Regions from separate parts of the Homo sapiens genome. Here region 1 is linked to region 2. The links are chromatin contacts, found by Hi-C or POLR2A ChIA-PET in ENCODE. All regions are on one chromosome and are shown on one strand. Each heading gives the region's core, a stretch centred on a gene start or an enhancer-like site at or near the end of the contact. The rest is flanking DNA. Distances are from core to core; before and after follow the strand shown.

Region 1 (6,035 bases), core at 2,560-5,059, 73 kb before region 2:
CTTTTAGTGTGCCCTTCTTACCCCATTCACTAATCCGCAACCCCAGACCTGTATGTCAGAGGGCTAGGGGAAGCGTCTTGGGTATAGTAGGCCATAGGCCACAAATGGCTTTGTTGTCAAAAAGACAGCATATTCTTCAAGATGCTGTGGAGCTTTTCTATAGCATCTTCCTGGTAACATTGAGAGTCTGTGTCAGGGAAAAGGTTTTAATTCTCTCCAAACCCTGAAACTCAGCTGTGAAGGCCCTCTATTACATTTGAGAGAAGTGTTTGAGCTAGCCATAAAAAATACATCCTGGGAAAGTTGGTAAGAAGGACCAGCATGTGGTTCCTGCCCTCAGACCCGCTCTCCTGACTGATGGCTTTGACTAGGCTACTTTGAGAGGCAAAGTAGTGACCGGCATCTGCTGCTGGCAAGGAGACACACTGTGTTGTGGCCTCCTGTTCCTCCAGCATGCTGGGTCCCCAGGGCCTCATCCGGTTTGTTGATGGGATATGGTTCCCCCCAAACAGCAGTCTTACTTTAACTTTTGTTCTCCTGAGGATGGAGATGATAGGTGGTGGCCAGTTACTTCTACATCTTGCAAGGGCATGAATGGAGAGGGATTTGAGGTTTCAGCTATTTGGGAAAGCATTAGATAGTTTGCATTTTTTTTTTATTTATAGTTACCAATAACCCCTTTTCAATTCCCTAGGCTTCTCATTCCATTAGTTTAATCATATTTCCCAGAATCATACGTTTCAAGCTCTTGACGGTTAAGCCTTTCTATCACGTCCCACTCTTAACCCCCAAACACCCGCATCAGTCTTCTTTGTCACAGATGTTTGAAGGATGCTTTCACGTTGGGCCTCTCTTTGTATGTGCAATTCTGCTGCCTGGCACAGTCTCCCCAGTTTCTCTGAGGCCCAGCAGGCTGCAGGTTAAGCTTTTCCTCCTCTGGGCCGGCCTGATCTTACCTCTTGCCTCGTCCTCCTCTGTGTTTTCATAGCATCCTCTGCACATCTTTGTTCAAGTTGCCTGTTTATAAGCTTCTCCCTTTTCATACACTGAGGTCCTCTCTGAGGGCAAGGAGAGAGCTGTGCTCTTATTTTTATTCCATTATAGTACCTGGCATGGAAAAAAAGCTGTGAGTGATGAGTAAATGAATGAGTGAATGTTCGCAGAAATCAAATCACTATGTTCGAAGAATACAATTCGGCATTAAATTGTCCCCCTGCCTTCAAGTAGCTGAGGCCAGGAGAAGCTGCAAAGCAAACTGGTTGCAAATTCAGGGTTATGGGGTCAGACCTCGCTGCCAAGTTCAAAGTCCAGCTCTGCTCTTTGCAGTTCTGTGACCTGGGCAAGTGACTTAATATGTCCGAGCCTTAGTTTTCTCGTATATAAAATGTGGATAATACTACCCACATTGCAGCGGTATTATGAGCCCTAAGAGAAAATACGTATTTTAGAAATGCTGGCATTTAGTTGGAGCTCGATAAATACTTCCCCCTCTTCTTCTCACCCAAATGTGTGAGAAGTTGAATAATTGTCTAGATAACAAATACAATTAGTTTTCAAAGGAAAGAAATATCACTGAAGGGAAAGAGAAAGTAGGATTTGCGATTTGAGCTGTAAAATAGATATGATTTACCCAAAATACGAGTAAAAGGAAAATAGCCCAATGATCTGAGAGTGGAAAGAAAAAGGTAGAAGTAAGACACTTTTCACCTAGTTCCACTGGCTGAATCTACTTGGTCCAGCTTTTTTTTTGTTTTATTGATGGTTGCTTTTTGTTTTGTTTATTTTATTTTTAGTCCTAGGAATGTGGGCAAGTAACTATTTTCACATGAAATGTTCCCATGTAAATTACTTCCTTGAGTGAGTAAATATGCTGCAATGCCCCATTCGTTTTAATTAAATGTACTTAAAAACTAATCTTATTTAAAGTCAGAGGGTAAAGCAGTCTGTTTAAGTTTATTGTTTGGCATTGTTTTAATCCAGGCTTTAAACAAATTTGAATCTTACTAAGAGTGGCTTACTTTCAAAGAAATCCCTGATTTCCCATCCTTTGATCCTAATGATTCTGGGGCATGACCCAGTGCTGATTATTATGGATGGACTCCTGTTAACTTGGCAAATCAGCCATGGACCTGTGACGGCCATGGGTACAAGACAAAGCTGCTAACAGAAAGGGAATATGGATTGTGTGGAGGCTGGGCACAGTGGCTCACGCCTGTAATCCCAGCACTTTGGGAGGCCGAGATGGGTGAATCACGAGGTCAGGAGGTCGAGACCAGCCTGGCCAACATAGTGAAACCCCGTCTCTACTAAAAAATACAAAAATTAGCCTGGCATGGTGGTGGGCGCCTGTAGTCCCAGCTACTCAGGAGGCTGAGGCTGGGAAATTGCTTGAACCTGGGAGGCAGAGGTTGCAGTGAGCCGAGATAGCACTACTGCACTCCAGCCTGGACAACAAAGTGAGACTTTGTCTCAAAAAAAAAAAGAAAAAAAAGAGGGGGGATATGGATTGTGTGTTACTCATTGGGGTGGACAGGTGGCCAGCACAGGCTTGATTTGTCTATGGACTACAAGACGAAGGCTACCAGTAGGAAGGTAATATAAGGTGAATACGTGGTCAGCAGATGGGTGATTCTGTCCCTGGGGTGGAAGATGAAGGCTGCCAACAGGAAGGAAGCATAGTCTGTGTGCTGTTTGTTAGGGCGTGTAGAGGTAGCCAGCAGGAAGATTCCTTTCTCAATCTCAGAAAGCAGCACACCCAGAATACACTAGAGAAACCCTTTGCAGAATCAGGATTTAAGTATGTCAGGATTTTAGATAGACTATGATATGATATGCACGAGGATTCTAGATATTTCTCAAAGGTAGAAATAAACCTTTGATATCAACACCTTTATTTATTTATTTATTTATTTATTTATTTATTTATTTATTTATTTATTTATTTTGACAGAGTCTTGCTCTGTCACCCAGGCTGGAGCACACTGGTGTGATCTTGGCTCACTGCAGCCTCTGCCTCCCGGGTTCCAGCGATTCTCTGTGCCTCCGCCTTCTGGGTGGCTAGGATTACAGGCATGCACCACCATGCCTGGCTAATATTTTTGTATTTTTAGTAGAGATGGGGTTTCACCATGTTGGCCAAAGCTGGTCTTGAACTCCTGACCTCAAATGACCTGCCCGCCTCGGCCTCCCAAAGCACTGGGGTTATAGGTGTGAGCCACCGTGCCCAGCCAACACCTTACTTTTGTAGGAAGTAAGAGACTGAGGTCCAGAGAAGTAAATGACTTTCCTAAGGTCTATGGTATAATCAGAGGGTAGTGTTAGATTAAGACCCTAGCTCTCCTCTCTCCCTGTTTGATATTACATGAGAAGACCAAAGGATTATTAATTTTTTTTTTTAAGTTCAGTTGGAGATTCAGCTCGGGTGAAACTTTCCTGTGGAGTCTCTCCAGACCTCTCCTCTTTTGGGCTCTGCTGTGTACCACACAAATGCCCATCCAAGCACCTCTATGCTTGGCTATTTGTATCTGTTTGTTTGCGTGTCTCCCTACCAGGTAGTAAGTGCCTTAGTGGCAGGACAGTTGTTTCCGTGGTTTCTTCAGACTATAACGCAGTGCTTGGTAAGTAAAGGTACTTCATACATTTTAAAATGGAGATGTAATGTAGTACACCATAACATTCACCACTTTAACATTTACGAGCCTGTGCATTTTAGTAGAACCACGAAGTTGTGCAACCATCCCACTATCTAATTCCAGAGCATTTTTATCAGCCCAGAAAGAAACCTTGTGCCCGTTAGAAAACATCCCTGATGACTCACATTCCTCAGCTGCTGGCAACGACTTATCTCCTTTAGGTGTTTGTGGGTTTTCCTATTCCAGACATTTCATCTGATTGGAATCATGTAACCTGTGATTTTTGTGTCTAGCTTCTTTTACTTAGTATAATGTTTTTAAGGCTCATCGAGGCGGTAGCATTTATCAATACCGTATTCCTTCTTATGGCTGAATAGTATCCCATTGTAGGGATATATCACATTTTCTTTATCTTTTCGTCAGCCGATGGTCATTTGTGTTGTTCCTGCTTTCTGGCTATTATGAATAATGCTGCTATGAACACTTGTTACATGTTTTTGTGTGAACGTGTTTTCAGTCCCCTTGGGTATATACCGAGGAGTGGAAATCCTGGGTCATACGATAATTCTCTGTTTAACTTTTTGAGAAACTGTCAAACCGTTTTCTACAGTGGCTATACCATTTTACATTCCCACCACTTAATACAATTTCAAATTAAATTAAAGCTATTCCCTCAAAGTGAAATAACCAGTTTTCCCATATGTACACAAATCCTATATGTACATTCTATTTACATCCTATATCTTAATCTTCAAAACTGCTTTTATCTTTACAACATAAAGGTCTGCAAACATTATATAAAGAAAGGTAGGGCCTTTACTTTGAGAAATCATTTAGCTGGCTTGTAAATTCACTTTCTGTAAGTGACTTACTGTGGCCCCCCAAGTTTTGTTTGTTTGCTGTTTAGAAGTCTTTCCTCATCCAAGTTCTGTGGCCATAGATAACAACCAAAATTAATCAGAGGACATCAGAGACATTATGACTCACAGAGCCCAGAAAAATCTAGCTCACAAAGGTTTGTCTGCAGCCCAAGTGGAGAGGGAGAATTCTCATGCCATAGAGTAGGATCTCCTGGGATAAAGATGAGCTGGGGAAGAAAAGTCAAATAGCTAGGGCCACAGCTAGCGCTCAGCCAGCTCCCTTTCTGTCCATCATGACCTGGATCATTTTGTAAGGTCATTTTTGACATCACTAGAATATTCTGGGGTGTTTAATATTTGCTGTCCTTGTGGGACAATTCCCAGTTCTGTTTCATATTGGTCTTTTCCCTGAAGTGCTATCATGTGATTCTAGTGTGTAGCTGGATATGTTCTGTTATCCTTTCCTTGGGCTCTTTTCCCTAAAGGGCACAGACTCTATCTTCACTTGGTAGCCAGTGGCATTATAGGGGCAGTGGCTACTTAATAACTGCCTAGGCTGGGCACGGTGGCTCACGCCTGTAATCTCAGTACTTTGGGAGGCCGAGGCAGGCGGATCACCTGAGGTCAGCAGTTCAAGACCAGTCTGGCCCAACATGGTGAAACCCTGTCCCTGCTAAAAATACAAAAAAATGAGCTGGGCATGGTGGTACACACCTGTAATCCCAACTACTTGGGAGGCTGAGGCACAATAATTGCTTGAACCCAGGAGGCAGGGGTTGCAGTGAGCCAAGATCGTGCCACTGCACTCCAGCCTGGGTGACAGAGTGAGACCCTGTCTCAAAAATAAATAAATAAATATTAATTAATTTATTAATTAATTTAAAAAACTGTCTAATCTTTGAGGTCACCAATTGGTCCAGTGCTATCCATGATGGGAATACTAAGTGAAGTTAATTGTTTAGTAATACTTCAACTGAACTTGATTTCACATAGATCGTGGTTCAATTGGTCTATTTTAAGAGTTTAAAGAAGATGCAAACAGGATCCAACACATTTCCTGGTTAACTTCTATATCTACATACCAAGAGTGATCCAGTTCATTTTTCTATATGTGGCAGCAGCTGCTGAAAAGATGTTGAGCCCAGCCAACCTCCTGTAACTCCTCCTGTAGTCGTGAGGACCACATTAGACTTGAAGCTCACCTTATCTCTCTTGCTGAGCGGCAAGCATTCCTTCCTTTGAATCTTCATACCGTTTGGTCGGTATCTCTGATTCCAATCCCTTTCTGCCTTGTTTTAGAGTTATTTAGGTCCTTGTGCTGTTTGGTCTACTTAGATGTAAGGTTGTTGAGGGCTTAGTTTAGGTATCTTTGATCTCTATACCACTTGTGGCTCCTTGAAGGTGATACTTCGCATATTGCAGATGCTCAGTAAATATTGTTAGCCTCATTAATGGGTCAACATTCATTTGTTTCTCTTCATTTTTTCCTTTGATTTTTGCCCACCTAGTTCTCAATTGTGGATGCTATGGCTGAATGCTCATC
Region 2 (6,075 bases), core at 1,301-3,800:
CATTGCACTCCACCCTGGACAGCAAGAGCGAAACTCCATCTCAAAAAAAAAAAAAACAACAGAAAATGTTGATGTTGATGTAAGAGTTGGAGAATGGATACAGCTACCATTTTGATGAGAAAGGGAATAGAAAAAGAACAGCAGAAGGTTTTATGGGGGATGGCAGAGCAACTGTGAGGAAAGGGTGTGTTTGGAAAATGCTGGGTTTGAGAGAGGCATGGCGGTCTGCCTGTGCCCAGCACACAGCTACAAATCAGGGTCTAAAGCTTGGGGAAGACATCACAGAGAGAGATCATTAATTTGATCATCCCTCGCATAAAGTTATAGTTGAGGTTGTGAGAGTGAATGAGATCTGTTCCCAGGGAGGCCTTACATCATAGAGGGAGGAGATGGCACCCATAGGAGTGACCTGCATTTAGGGGCCTGGCCACTGAGACTGAGAAGGAGTAGACAGAGGAGGAGAAACAGGAAAGTAAAGCCTGGGGAGGCAAGAGAGGGAAGAGTCTGAAATGATGTGACAGCTGGTCCATTTTCAGGAAATGTAATAATGTTAAGTATATTTTAGGTACTGGCATCATAGGCCCCCCTTCTCACTGCTTGTTGCATATGCCTTTAGGAACACCTGCCTCTGGGAGTCACATCAAACACTGGTTTCCTTGTATAAACCACCAGAAATAATGGTATGGTTTGTAAGCCACCTTGAGCACTACTTTAAGGAAAAAGCCAAATCAAATCATAATAAGGCACAGTTTGAATGTAGCTTGGCATCTCTCAGTAGTGTTAAGAATTCATTTTTTAAGGCTATGTTATGTTCACAGAAACTAGGACTTTATTAATAAAGGATACTATATGTCAATTTCACAAAACCATGTGATCTGGAAAAGGCTGCAGACAGGTGCCCTAAGAAAGCAGTAAATACAAATAATTTCTAAAACATTTAGAATTAGCTTTGAAACTATCTCAATCTATTTTTTGTGTATTGCCACCAGATTACCCTTTTGACACCACATCTTTGTATAACGACTCTGCATTTTTAAGCCATAGCTGACTGGAGGAGAGAATTTAGGGAATTACCAGTAGTCTGGATGCATTGTTGTGTCACTTCTCAGGGCTTTGAGAAATCCTAAGTTTGGAAAAATAACTGAGTCATCAGAACTTGATGTCACTGAGGAGTGAAATCAGTGGGAACCTGCCAAGTTTCAGGCAGGATTCAGTTTATTTCAAACATTGTGTTTCCTGTTTTATATTAGATACAATTAGGTTCCTGAAGAAGAATCAAAAGAAGACTCTCACCCCTCAAATACCTTGCCATCTTGTAGAAAAATAAGATCTGCACATAGACAGATATTGAAGAAAACACTCTAAGGTTCTGTGACCCGCTACCCCCAGACTGCCTATTGTTGCTGAAGGAATTTGCAATCAGAATGAGGCCAATCCACACGTGGGTTCCCCTGACCCACAGGACTCATCTGGGGAAGAAGAAGCAGGTGGGAGAACAGTGGGGGCAGAGGAGAGGTTGGCAGGTGAGAGGAGGCAGCAGGTGGTGAATGAGCTGTTTTCCAGATAATATGATCACAGGAGTATTTATAGGGTGGTCAGTTTCAGGCATGATGGACTCAGGCCATAATCTTGGGTTACTTAATTGTAAATTGCAAAGAAGAAGGTCATGGCTGTGGAGTGTTGATCTAAACAAAGACTGATGAATCCACAATGGAAAGTTTGTTTGTGGGTTTTGGATCACCTTGAACGTCTTCCGTAGCTTGTAGTTAGTGAAGAGTCCTGACTGAAGGTGGGGGAGTCGTGACTTTCATCAGAACCTTACTGAAGCCCTAGTTCATCTAGATGAATTAAGGAGTCATGGGAACTCAGCAGATGAACCCTGGGAGCATTCGAGCAGGTCCTTAGGAAAGCAATTTACTGATTGAACTCACCTTGTCCCCACCCCAACTGAATACCAAATAATCAAGAAGAATCCTGGATTCTTTGCCTAAGGAATTATAAATTGGAATCAGTTGACCTTGGGGATAGCAAGGTTAGGGTCAGAGATTTCCAGCTTTGGCTGTTGCTTCTCAGCCATTTGGCAGAGAGAGATCTTTACTGTCAGGGACTGCTTTAGGCTTTATTTGCAGACAAATTGTTGTGACCTACTCTGGTCTTGTCTGAACACGTAGACCAGGCCCAAGCTCCCACTGCCTGTTTGCACCATCTCCCTAATCCACAGCTGCACAGTCGGAAGGAGATGCCAAAATCCAGACACAATAAAGCATCCAAATAACAGGTCTTTCCTCTTTTGCCTGTTTGTTTTTTATCTCTCTATAATATATAAATAATTGGCTTATTCTATTTACTGCACAAAGAAAAAATGAAACATCTGAATTTTTCGTAGCAGTGGAAAGTAGTTCCAGAGTGTGAAAAAATACAGCTATCGGAAATTTCAGCTACTGCCTTTGGTATAATGGAAATTTATTACTCAACTCCTAACAATCTTGGCCCAAACCATGTGGTTGTGTGGGCAGGCAGTGGGCACCTTTCCTAAATAGCACACTGCCAGGGACACCTTTGCTCATATTTGAGACAGCCTGAATGAAGGGTATCTTTCTATCAAAGACTGTTTGATTATCTCAGAATTTTAGACATATCACAAAAGCTGTTGAGACCTAGCCAGTGGATTTTACTTGTATGAGATATTGCATAGCTCCCAAAGGGAGGGTCAGAGCCCAATAATAAATAGCTCTTTGTAGCCATCCCCTCCCTAGCCCCAAACCATTGAGATCACAGGGTGAGCAACCAGTCAGTATTCACTCAAAGGCAGTGCTGCCCGGCAGTGTGGCAGATAATGACCAGATGTGAACTTGTCTCTCTACAGTGTGTGGCTGTGACCTGGCACAAGGGGGCTTCTTCATAAAGAACGGAGAGTATCTCTGCACCCTGGACTACCAGCGGATGTACGGGACACGCTGCCATGGCTGTGGGGAGTTCGTGGAGGGCGAAGTGGTGACTGCTCTGGGCAAGACCTACCATCCCAATTGCTTTGCTTGTACTATCTGCAAGTAAGTGAGCCTATCTTTCCAAAGCCTACACCTTCCTCCAACAGAGAAATGCTGGTTTGGGCTGTTAAAGGTTGGATTATACACCTTTTGTCTTGAGTAGCACATACTCTTATCCTTAGATTTCTTTCTTACTGTACTATCAGTCCTAGTAAAAAAAGTAGATTAGTTGGAAACTGTATGTGTGATGTCCTCTACAAAGTAATATGACTGATTTTTAGTAGATTGAAACTAATTCTGAAAGCAGCTCTGGGTCTCAAAACATTTTGGAGCAATAAAAACATCAGGGGGAAATGGCATAACTGCTTAGAAGGATAAAGCTTATTTGGAAGTATAAATTCCTAGGCATGTGTGTGTGTTTAAAATGGTCTCTTTCATCTATAATAGGCGGTGGCAAACTGTGTCCCATGGGCTGAATTAGGCCTGATACCTGTTTTTGTGGATAAAGTTCTATTGGAACACAGCCACTCCCACTTGTGTGTGGCCTATAGCTGCTTCCACGCTGCAACAACAGAGTTGAGTCATTGCGACAGAGACCATATGGTCCGCAAAGTCTTAAAAAATTTACAATCTCATCTTTGGGGGGAAATATTTGCCAACCCTGTTCTCTATGTATCTGTCATCTACCAAGGTTGTATCTTAACTGTGCAAACCAGCTTGATTAAAATGATCAGTCAGGCTGGGCGTGGTGGCTCACCCTTATAATCCCAGCACTTTGGGAGGCCGAGGCAGGTACATCACCTGAGCTCAAGAGTTTGAGACCAGCCTGGCCAACATGGTGAAACCCTGTCTCTACTAAAAATACAAAAAAATTAGCCAGGCGAGGTGGCAGGTGCCTGTAATCTCAGCTGCTTGGGAGGCTGAGGCAGGAGAATGGCTTGAACCCGGGAGGCGGAGGTTGCAGTGAGCCGAGATCGTGCCACTGCACTCCAATCTGGGTGACACAGCAAGACTCCATCTCAAAAAAAATAAAATAAAATAAATAATAAAATGATCAGTCAGAGAACAAGAAAACTATGTGAAGTGTGAGTGGGAAAATGTGGGGCTTTTTGTGGTTTTTGTGTTTTGAGGTCTGCATGTTATAAAACTTAAGATAGGTTTGATTCCTGTAACTAGGAGACTCACCACCAAGGGTCAGCTGCTTTATTGATCAATTCTAATTTGGCAATTTTGCAATCCAGTGCCTTTTCAAGTGGAGATCTATTTGCTATGCCTTTCTAAAAACCCCAATTCAGAGGAGACGTGTTGTCTGTTTTTCAGCATTGTATGTTTCTAAGCCAGAGAGATGTAAGCTCTAGAAGGGAAGATTCAATATTGTGTAATTAATTAACAAGATAATACTGATAAATCATAATAAGACACAAAATATTCATAATAAAATTATTTAAATAACTTTATAGCTATGTATTAGCTCATTTCTCTATTTCATTTTTTTAAATCATAATTTAATAATTCTGGATGAATGAACTGAATATTTTTCTGTATTTAATCAAAAGCAAAGTTCTGCCCTGATTTTTCCCTTTTCAGGCTGTGGCACACAGCCTGGTTAAGAGTCCTGGGCTGGCATGGAGCCCCAAGTCCCAGTCTTACTTCCCAGGTTGAATTGAGACCTATGTGATTTAGCTTTTTCCAGACAATTGCCTCCACCTTAGAATGAGAAGCTGTGAACTAGATGCGAGTCATTTTTCAAGCCTCGCTCATCACTGGAATCTCCTGGATGGGTGGGAGTGGACTAGAGATGGGAGTCTCTCCACAAAGATCAATTTCTAGCCTATTTTCCCCCAAAACCTGCATGCTAATTTAGTAGTTTCTGGAGGGTTCTCATGTATGTTGTCAGTCAGCCAGGTTGGAAGGCCGTGTTCCCAGTAAACTCTAAGAGCCCTTCTGATCCTGACCCTGAGAGGTCATTGCTTTGAAGTTGGTATAATGATAAAAAACGATTTATTAACTATGGCCCTGTCCCTGGACATTTGAGCCAGCAAAGGAGCACTTACTGCTACTGCCTCTACTGCTGCCGAATGACGATAATTCTGTCTGAATTGGGGCCTCCTTTTTAGTTGAGAAGTTATATTCATACAGAAGTTAATTTCACCCTCTTAGCAATTCTTTGAAGGGAACCAGGAGTTAATATCTCTATTTATGAGTGACTTTGAGGCTCACGGTTTAAGGGACATTCCCAAGTTAACGTTAGAACTCAGGTTTTCTAACTCTAAATCCAGGTCTCTTTCTATTATAAACATTCATGCAAATAAAAGAAGGAAGTTATCCAGTATGGGCAGAGGATATAGGGAGGGAGGAAATTACTGAAAAGGGCCATTTACAAAACAACAAAACCCACCCTTCAGAAGGCCCAGCCCAAGTTGAGAACTGGATTCTGGCTTGTCCCATAGAGGATTCGTGTGGGACTTGGGTCTAAAATAATAAGCTTGGATGGGAAGGAAGGCTTGGGCTTGGGTGGGGTAAGCGAGGTGCCTCTGGGCATGCAACAGGTAAAGGGCACTTATTCTCAGGGTCCTGCAAGTGCAGGGTCAGCCACGGAGCACGAGTGCCTCTTTAAACGCTGTGTCTGGGTCCACTCCTGGCCTGGTCGGAGGCAAAAGAACCTGTGCGTGTTGTGTTGAATGGATCCTTAACTTCCTGACTCCCTCCTTACAGAACAGATTTAAGACTTGTTCAGGTTTAGCTAATGAGTGTGAAGCAGTAGGGCTACTGGCATCCAGCAGAGGGTGATTTTTGATTCTTAAAAATAAAACAAGTTCTAAGTTGGTGGATGCCATCTGCACCTGCCTATGGCTTGATCTCCCTAGCTGGTCAGTCCAGGCATGTCACTTCACCTCTCTGAGCCTTCACTGTACTGCCGAAAGTGACACAGCATCACAAGTGGAGAGGACACCACCTCTCCTCGGGACTTCTAAAATGTAAGGGTGTAAGAATTTAAAACTCTCTGTGATGACTGGAGCCAGCCACATTTGTGGGGTTAACTCCAAATTTACCTATATGTTGTTTATTACAGTTAATTGCCAATTGT

The links. Hi-C counts contacts between places; a loop is a spot of excess contacts on that map. ChIA-PET counts read pairs that join two places held with the same protein, here RNA polymerase II (POLR2A). Pooled maps may share reads with other maps.
Region 1: POLR2A ChIA-PET joins it to region 2 with 12 read pairs in MCF 10A. The contact joins two enhancer-like sites. A Hi-C loop is called at or near these places in 5 of 168 maps with a recorded cell type or tissue (Calu3, aorta, ascending aorta and 2 more), 4 of 37 single-sample maps with no recorded cell type and 4 of 50 pooled maps. POLR2A ChIA-PET finds 5 or more read pairs at or near these places in 5 of 52 experiments (MCF 10A, Panc1, WTC11 and 2 more).

The regions. Positions count from the first base shown.
Region 1 is chr10:114,646,310-114,652,344 of GRCh38, reverse strand. All of the region lies in intron 1 of ABLIM1 (actin binding LIM protein 1), which reads left to right. Among named protein-coding and RNA genes, the nearest start is that of ABLIM1, 8.9 kb to the left of the region's middle. Within about 2 kb of position 3,809, at least 3 of the 41 ENCODE cell types and tissues checked have a DNase peak (open chromatin) inside an H3K27ac peak, as active enhancers do.
Region 2 is chr10:114,572,391-114,578,465 of GRCh38, reverse strand. It overlaps ABLIM1 (actin binding LIM protein 1), which reads left to right. Exons shown (of 23, transcript NM_002313.7): 3 at 2,867-3,050. Among named protein-coding and RNA genes, the nearest start is that of ABLIM1, 83 kb to the left of the region's middle. Within about 2 kb of position 2,550, at least 5 of the 41 ENCODE cell types and tissues checked have a DNase peak (open chromatin) inside an H3K27ac peak, as active enhancers do.